Regions from separate parts of the Homo sapiens genome. Here region 1 is linked to region 2. A link is a contact called in ENCODE Hi-C or POLR2A ChIA-PET data. All regions are on one chromosome and are shown on one strand. Each heading gives the region's core, a stretch centred on a gene start or an enhancer-like site at or near the end of the contact. The rest is flanking DNA. Distances are from core to core; before and after follow the strand shown. Region 1 overlaps TNPO1-DT (TNPO1 divergent transcript). Region 2 overlaps TNPO1-DT (TNPO1 divergent transcript).

What was found. Hi-C counts contacts between places; a loop is a spot of excess contacts on that map. ChIA-PET counts read pairs that join two places held with the same protein, here RNA polymerase II (POLR2A). Pooled maps may share reads with other maps.
Region 1: a map of sigmoid colon shows a loop between it and region 2 (2.1-fold over the local background). The contact joins two enhancer-like sites. A Hi-C loop is called at or near these places in 3 of 168 maps with a recorded cell type or tissue (PC-9, psoas muscle and sigmoid colon) and 1 of 50 pooled maps. POLR2A ChIA-PET finds 5 or more read pairs at or near these places in 2 of 52 experiments (PC-9 and WTC11).

What each region holds. Positions count from the first base shown.
Region 1 is chr5:72,645,706-72,650,208 of GRCh38, reverse strand. The region is part of intron 7 of TNPO1-DT (TNPO1 divergent transcript); the gene reads left to right. Among named protein-coding and RNA genes, the nearest start is that of ZNF366, 140 kb to the right of the region's middle. Within about 2 kb of position 2,173, at least 2 of the 41 ENCODE cell types and tissues checked have a DNase peak (open chromatin) inside an H3K27ac peak, as active enhancers do.
Region 2 is chr5:72,609,553-72,614,264 of GRCh38, reverse strand. All of the region lies in intron 7 of TNPO1-DT (TNPO1 divergent transcript), which reads left to right. Among named protein-coding and RNA genes, the nearest start is that of ZNF366, 100 kb to the right of the region's middle. Within about 2 kb of position 2,969, at least 2 of the 41 ENCODE cell types and tissues checked have a DNase peak (open chromatin) inside an H3K27ac peak, as active enhancers do.

The sequences.
Region 1 (4,503 bases), core at 924-3,423, 37 kb before region 2:
ATTCTGCACATGTATCCTGGAACTTAAATAAATAAATAAATACATATTCCATTTCGAATCCCACTCTCACACAGTTATGATTCTTCAGCATAAACATGAAAGCATGATTTACTTTAGAATTCAAATGTCAACTCTGGAATATTATAAAGGCAATGACAAGTCATAATAATTTCATGAAGTCATCCTTGCTAGAAAAAGCTGTCCGTCATCTGTAATACATACATACATTGTGACTGAGCCATTTCACATTGTTCCCCATATAAAAACCTTTGAAATGTGCTGTGCATTTTACAACACAGCACATCTCAGTTTGGACTGACCACATTTCAGGTGCCCAATAAACACGTGGGGCTAGTGGCTGCTGAATTGGATGGTACGTCTTTAGTCCTGGCAGACCAAAGCTGCCCACCATCTCTTCCTCATTTTCTTCCTCTTACAGAGCACTGTGGGTATCGTTTGGATGCTGAGCAGAGATAGTACCAGGTCTGGCAAAGGCTTAGCTTCAACGGTGGTGGTGGCTGTGTAGACTCAGAACAAAGCATGACAACTGGCTTGTTTTGTGACGAGGCCTCTCCTGCCTTGCTTGCCCTGTGCAATGTGTGAGTCATTGTGGGAGGCTGGGAGGAGGGGAAGGATGAGGTTCTCTCTATTCTGAGGGCTCGTCACGGGCCCTCGGGTGTGTGGGGGCAGGAAAGAGGGACTGACACAGTGGAGAATGGGACAGTGAGGGGCTTTGGAAGAAGGAGCCTGGATTCACAAAAATAGATCTGTACTCTGGGGTGGGAACAAAACTCAAAATACCATTTGTCTGTGCAGGGGAGGAGCAGGACGAGGGAGAGATGAAAGAGCTACACGCTTTTATGATTCAAACACTCAGGAAAGAGAATGAAGACCAGAGCCATTGGAAATGTCAGGCTCTGGGATTCTTTTTAAAATCAGATCTTAGAGTTGTCTCAATTTTCCAGAGTTTTGTCTGAAGAGCCATTTTTCTTTCATGCATCACACACCTGTTTTCAGTCCTTCCTACTTGATTTGAACATTAAAAAAACTTGCTTCATGAACAGACTTCCACTGGGTTCTGAAATGTGCAGATGTGTCATCTTTGAAAAGCATCTGGTCAAATGGTCCCTCACAAGACAGGGCCATGGAGCTCTGAGTCTTTTGGGAAAAGCACTTCACCCTAGAAAAAGTGACAGTGATCTCCAGGACTCATCAGTAGTGGCTATGAGCTCAGGCTGGGTTTGGCTCAGCCATCCTGTTACTTTTCTAGGCCTCTGTGAAGTTATTTAATCTCCCCAAGCCTCAGTTTCTTGTTCCACCACATGTGAATAATAATAGTTCTTACCTCACTGGGATGTTGGGAGGATTGAAAAAAAAAAAAAAGATGTATATTATGCTTAGCTCCATGCCTGGCACAGGTAATCATGATGGTTTTTCTGCAAGAAACACCAGCTCTTCTGGGCTCCCAGCCAGCCTCTGCAGTTCAGTGATGAGGCTGGCCAGGGAGAGTCTTCTCCTTTACCAAATTGCTTGGCTTTAAATTAGACATGACTGTGTAACCTGACAGATGCGGGAGATGACACACAGAGAGGAGGGAACTGGCTGTAGCTGCTTAGGGAATTGGCAGAACTCAAGACAAAACCCAGAATAACTATTTTCCAGTGCTTATTTAACAGGGTCTTCTGGCACCTGTGAGTTAAATTTCAGAAAGCACAGAGAGGCCATGGAGAAGGCAGGGTTTGAGTATGTAGCTGCAGAACAAACGCAGCAGCCTGATATAAAGGCAAATATGAAACCCTGAAATGCAAGTCTAACATATTCAATAGGATTGGTGAATATGTAGTCATGAAAAATCTTACAGTGAATATTGATTTGACATGGGAAAAACACTTTTGATCTATGTCAAGTAAAAAAACAGGAAATAAAACTGCACATAATTTAATGCCATAAATTTAAAATCAATCAATCAACCTATCTATCTATGCCAAAATGCTCTAAACCAGATGTTATGTTTCTTATCTCTGTTGGGTAATAGCATTTTTTCTTGAGGCTTTGGTGTATTTTCTACAATGAACACTTGCTACTTTCATAATCAGGAAAAACAATACAGGTTATAAAATATTTCCAGGCTCCAGTTCACACCAGGAAGCCTGCAGCTCATTCTCATCTCTCTCAGCCTAGCAGGACTCCTAGAGGCTTCAAAGCCTGCTTTGTTTACAAAAGGATGATTATGTGGGTGTCCAGGGAGATAGACTGATAGAGAACAAAGTGAGACATGTTTTATTGAAGACGATAACCAGAGTCAAGACGCTCTCCAACAAAAACCTTCAGTGAATTCAGTGGATGGCTGGTACAGAGTAAATTGGGTAAATGGCAAATGGGAATGTTAGCAAGCTCTGTGGTGGAGGACCATAGACTTCTTCATCTGTCTCTATGGGGCAATAATTAAAAATAAAGTTCAGCATGATTGTGATTTTTATTTAGTTGGGGATCAGTTAACCCAGTTAATCAGGAGTCTGATGAGGTCAGTGGCTAGGGTTCCTCCCTCCCCCTCATCTCACTGGGTTTCTGACCAGCTTGTCTCCAAATCACACGGGAATTCTGCTTCTATTCTCTCAGGCCCTAGAGTCTCACCTATGGCTGTCTTCCCATGCCTGTCCATTCTGTCTTTTTGCCCTGATTGAAGTTCTTTGGAGTTGGATCCAGTTGTTCTTCTCTGCCCAGCCTCTTTGGGTCTGTCCATTGTCTACACAATCTTTGTTGTGTTGACCCTACATTTGGCCCTTTGCTGATTCCTCAGATCCCTTCCCTGTAGCTTTGGGGCAATCAGCCTTGCTCCTCTCCCATGTCCACTGAGCTCACCCAGGTCACAGCCCTGCTCCTATGTGCTCAGGAGAGATGTCTGGACATCACTGGCCCTCTGGCTTTGCTCTGTGCCACTGCCACAGAGTCTCTGCAACTCTGTTATTCTTGACAGCCATTCTCCAGCCATAAGTCAGCACCAAAGCCTGGGAGATGGGACACTGAAAGATTAAAGAGGCCCACCCTATGACTTGGTTCTGCCACCCCTAGTTGGGAGACTTTGGGCAAGGTACTTAACCTCTCTCAGCCTCAGTTTCCTCATCTGCAAAGTGGTGACAATAATAGTCATCTGATGAGTTGAACTGTTACATGTAAAGTATGTCCAAGTTGTTTGGCACATAACCGGTACTCAATAAGTGTTAGTTGTTACGATGTTATTATTTTATTATTATAAAAGCAGCCTAACCTAAGTGGTAAGAGGATAGGCTCTGGAGTCAGACAGACTTGGTAAAACTGCTCTTCTGACTGTGACTACCTGTGGCATACCCTGTGTGCCTCAATTTCTTCTTCTGTAAAATGGGACAATACAGAGCACTACCTCTAGGACTTGCTGTCGAGATAAAATGAAATAATGCAATGATACACTTTCAAAATGCCTGATATATAGCACCATAAAATGTTTGCTGTTGTTTATATGACAGATGATGGTCAGCTTTTTCTAGCAAGGATGACTTTATGAAATTATCATTACTCATCATTATATTTATAATATTGCAGAGTTGACACTTGAACTCTACAGTAGATCAAGCTTTCATGGTTGTGCTGAAGAACCAGAAACTTATAAGGGTGAGATTAGGACCAGAATTGGCCAGCCGGGTTTTCCCTCTGTCCAGGAGAATGAGCTCATTTTGTCCTAAACCAGATTCTATTTGTCTTGAGTGCACATGAGCTGAAACCAAGGGGCCTCTGAATTGGGGAATGTACTGGCCAGCAGCAATGTGTTTGGAAGCATACATGGATCACAATGTTAAAGATGTAGCCTCATTGCTTCACATAAGGAGAAGTGAGAATCCTCTCAAAAATTATCATTTTTTTTGTTCAAGAATATAAAAATGACTCAAAATCATCCTAGGAATCACTAGGTACAGGAAAATATGACCTCATGGAGTACTTGGAGATGGCTAGATGTCTTCTAGAGAAAGGCAGCCTTTGACATCGTTACGAACCCTCCCTATTTTAGAAAAAAGTCATAAAGCTCAAGGAGGAAAACTTTCCTGCTTGCAAGGAACATGGTTTATGAAAGTTAAGCCTTGCCATCATTTCAGTCAGTCACAGATGAATTCCCATTTATTTCCTGAATGCTTTTGTAGCAAAATCTATTTGTTAGAAAGCAGCAAAATAGATTTCTAGATTTGCCAAAACAAGTCACTCAAGTACTAATGTAATAAGAGGTTGCTTTGTATATTAAATGAGGCTTTGATATCAGATATTCAAAAGTTTTTTTATCCATTGTTCTATTAAAGATGACTGGGCTTTATTAACCAGGTACCAGCTGCTTTTTCTAAGAAAAATAAGCACCAAAGAATCCAGGGACCAGGGCTAAGCTGTGAGTACATCAGTAGAGAGTGGAACATCAAATTGAGACCTCCGTTTTTATATCTAGACTTCAGGGCCACATTATCTATGCACCCAACACCTAGA
Region 2 (4,712 bases), core at 1,720-4,219:
GAGTTAAAATCCAAAATACATAAGGAACTTGACTCAATAACAAGAAAACAAATAACCTGATTAAAAAGTGGGCAATAGATCTGAATAGATATTTCTCAAAAGAAGACATACAGTGGCTAACAGGTATACGAAAAAATGCTCAACATCACTAATCATCAAGGAAACACAAAATAAAACCACAAGGAGATATCACCTGGCACTTGTTAGAATGACTATTATCAAAAAGATGAAAGGTAAGTGTTGGCGAGGATGTGGAGAAAAGGGAACCCTTCTACATGGTTGGTAGGAATGTAAATTAGTACAACCATTATGTAAAACAGTGTGGAGGTTCCTCAAAGAATTAAAAATAGATCCACCATATGATCCAACAATCCCACTTCTGGGTATATAGCCAAGGGAATTGAAACCTGTATGTCAAAGAGATATCTGCACTCTCATGTTCACACAGTAGTATCACAGTAAGCAAGATATGGAATCAACCTAAGGTACATCAATAGTTGGATGGGTAAAGAAAATGTGGTATATATACACAGTGGAGTACTACTCCACCTTAAGTAAAGAAGGAAATCCTGTAATTTGCAACAACATAGATGAACCTGCAGGACGTTAGGTTAAGCGAGATCAGCCATGCCCAGAAAAACAAATACTGCAGGCTCTCACTTATATTTGGAATCTAAAGAAGTTGAATTCTGAGAAGCAGAGTAGAATGATAGTTACCAGGGCTGGAGTGGTGGAGGGGGAAGAGGGTTGAGGAGAAGTTGTTCCAAGGATACAAAATTTCAGTTTCAGATAGTAAGAATAAGTTCCAGAGATCTATTGTACAACATGGTGACTATGGTTAATAACAATGTATTATAGTCTTGAAAATTGCTAAGAGGGTAGGTATTAAGTGTTCTTACCCCCAAAAATGATAACTGTGTGAGGTACTGCATATGTTAATCAGCTCAATGTAGCCATTCCACAATATATATATATTTTAAAACATCATGTTGTACATGATAAATATGTACAACTTTTATTTTTCAATTAAAAAATGAATCAACTTTTAAAAGGCCTATTCTCTGGTGAGTAAGCACTTTCTGCTCTTAAAGTTCATACTAATAATCTGGCAGTTTTAAAAATGCATTATAAAATAAAGTATGAGATTCTATGCTGACATTTAAGAGAAAAATTTTGATAGAAGACAGTGTCAGCACATAATATGCACTCAGTAAATACTTACTGAATGAGTGATCACAAGACAGGCTAATGTTACAGTAAACCTCCCTGTAGATGATATTATATATTTGTGGCTTTTGGAGAAGTACACGATGCACATTTGTTTTCAACTCCTGCCTTATGTTCTGACTTCTTCCAGCCTTCATAGCATGCAACCTCCAACCCTGAGAAATGTTACAGGGTAGGAGGCTTGAATTGCACATTCTTTACCGGACCCCCACATTAACTGAGATATCTTGTCCTACTTCCATTTGGCTCACTCTTCAGAAAGACTCTTTGAAAACAATTCATTTCCTCAGCCGATCATAGCTCCACAAAGAAAGGTGTGAGCTGGTTACAGAGAGTAGAAAACCAGGGCCAAGGGGCTCTTCCCCCAGAATTTGAAGTGGTGATGCCCATCCTCAAATACAGTGTGGGGACACAGAAGCCACTGCAGGCCCAAGCTGTGGCAGCAAAGTGGTTTTCTTCCCCTGCCTTTTTCTATCTCCGTAGGATAATTCTTTTGTTTGGTTTGAAGGATGGTATTCTAAATGCTAAGTACTTTCTAAAGTTAAGGACCAAATGTCAGACATCAGCCACCTGGTTTATTTGCAATTTGGCGTTATCTGCACATCTGTGAATGGGTGTCTCTCAGTACATTCCTGCTAACCATCTCTAGTCACCTTTCTCAGATCTCCTTGTTGAAACCATCAATAAATATGTCCTTCAATGGCCTCAATAGTAATGTTAGACTCTTAAAGCAAAGGTAATTTTATTTTGTAGGAATGTGCAGAGAGGAACTGGAGGAAGGAATTATTGAGTCTCACTAACTTTCCAGTGGCTTTTGAGGCTGGACGTAGAAAAGGTGCTGGGTGTTCCCCATGACTCTTCAATGATTAGTGCTCACCATGCTGTCCATCAGCAGGGGCTGAGCTAAGAGACTTTGACTCTAACTGTCCTTAAATCCCCTGGAGGCAGGAATCATCTTGTTGACCTGGCACAGAATACGGGCTCAGTTGGTCTCTTGGGTGAATAGAAGAAGGAAAGATCATGTTGACATGATGAGACTTGACCCTGTCCACCCCTACGTGGACTCACTGCACCCCTTTCCTATGGGCCAGCCATTTTCCATTTGTGAGCAGCATTAGCTTGAACCACTTATTGGGGATTAATGATTCCTCTTACTTACGGGAACCTGAGCTAGAAAATATTTGGTTCTAATGGTGTTGGCAAAGATTCAATAGATTGTATTATGATATAGATTTTCCTGTGTTGTGTCTCTTTTTTTAAGTTACAAAAAAACTGTTTTAGGCTTAAATGTATTCACCAGCCATTTAGTACTCTTAGACACACTGCATATTTAATGTTCCACTTGACTGCCTACTGAAAGAAATAAATGCATAATAAAATGCTTTGGAAAATGCTTAATTTTTCAACTGTTGATTTAATGCATAACAGTTCAATAAGGTGGTGGATCGGCCTGGTCTACAACTATTGAAAAATAGAAAAATTACCCTCACTGGAATGTTGAATCTGTGAATATTAAGTCTGTCAATGTAATTTATGACTCTGCAGGTAATATACTGGTAATTTGCATACTAATTACTATGGTGGAAGCCAAACGACTTTCATTCACTAAATTATCCTGCCTAAGTGGAAGCCAGCAACTGCCTCTCTGCGCTGGGGAGAAGCTTGTTTAGGAGGGAGGAAATGGAGCTCTGGCCAGGAGGCCTCTCAGAGCTGAAGAGGCCCCCTGCTGGCAGGCTGCAAAGCCCACAGCTTTGCCCAGAGCCCAGTGTCGGCTTCTCAGATCCAAAGCCCAGTGGATTTTCCAAGTGATTCAAATTCAGAAAACAGAAGAGTGAGGTCAAAGGAGTTCGCTCTAGGCAAAAACAATACATGTTTGTGTGTCCAGTAACAGAAACGAATAGAAATTTGAAGGCAGAAAAATAATCCGTCCCAGCTTCCTAAAAGGAATCCTTTTAACGATAGGCATCTGTTCTTTAATTCTCTCAAAAAGAGGTTTGATTTTCTTTTTGTAAATAGGAGTGTGTTTGGAGGATTGTGGGAGAATCAAATGATGTTTTAAGTGTCCTGGGTGCAGTATGCATACGAAAAGATATTCAGCCTCCTCAATCATCAGGAAAGAAAGCAAAGCAAAACACGGAGGCATAATCTTCTAGCAAAAATTAAAAAGATTGAAAGCTTTTATTATTGTCAAGGGCATGGGGAATGAGCACAGTATAAATTGGCATATCTATGAGGTGGGTAGTGTAGTAGTAGTCATCAAAATAAAAATGCACATCTTCTTTGATGCACCAATCCCACTTCAAGAAGTGTATCCTATAGAAATACAAATGTATAGTATGACCCATTTGAAATTACTGCTATTCAACCATTTTTTGATATACACAAACAGCAATTTGAAATGATTCAACTTAACACAAGGGTGTTCATTGTAGGAATTTTGTAATGATGACAGTTTAGAAAAAGTCTAAGAGTTCAGCAGGAGGAGACTGATTAAATAAGTAGTGGTACCTACGAAGCTTTTCTTAGGTAGAGCTCACCTACACTGACATGGAAAGATGAGCATGGAAGATAAAATAAACAGACCGAGTTGTGTAACATTATACATAATCCTATTTTTGTTTTTTAAAAGTGTAGCATGTGTGTATATGTATTTTGATTTGTGTATAATATAAATGTAGAAAAAGATTGGACAGCTATATCCTAATGTTTAACCATTGCTCTTTTTTTTTAAGACAGAGTCTCGCTCTGTTGCCAGACTGGAGTGCAGTGGCACGATAGCAGCTCACTGCAACCTCCGCCTCCCGGGTTCAAGCGATTCTCCTGCCTCAGCCTCCCGAGTAGCTGGGATTATAGGGGCGTGCCACCACACCCAGGAATTTTTTTTGGTATTTTTAGTAGAGACGGGGTTTCACCCTGTTGGCCAGGATGGTCTTGATCTCTTGACCTCGTGATCCGCCCACCTCGGCTTCCCAAAGTGCTGGGATTACAGGTGTGAGCCACCGCGCCCAGCCAACCGTTGCTCTCTTTAAACAGTAGGACTTGGGATAGAGTCTAGGGAAAGACTTTTTAGCCTTTTGTGTTATTTGAATTCAACATAGCCATAGCTCTTTTTACAGGTATTAAAAAACCCATAAAACAAAAGATAATGAAAATAAAGCATAAAAGTGATAGGGATTTACTCAATTAAAAAGAATGGTGAACTAAGTTTATATGCAGTAATATAATATTTGCTGTGTTTGACATATAAAGACTTTAACATATGAAACTTTTTTAAAAAGAAGGATGGGCCTATACTTTACGTATGTAAGGATATTTTAAGAGAGGTGGTAAAAATTAGGACACAGATTATATTAAAATTCACTATACCTAATTCAAATGTAGCTCAGCGGCTCACAGAGTACGCAGTGTCAAGCCAGCTATTTACTACGATCGTGGTGAGCCTCAATTTTAGAAAATGGAACTCATGAAGGCTTGAAACGGCACAT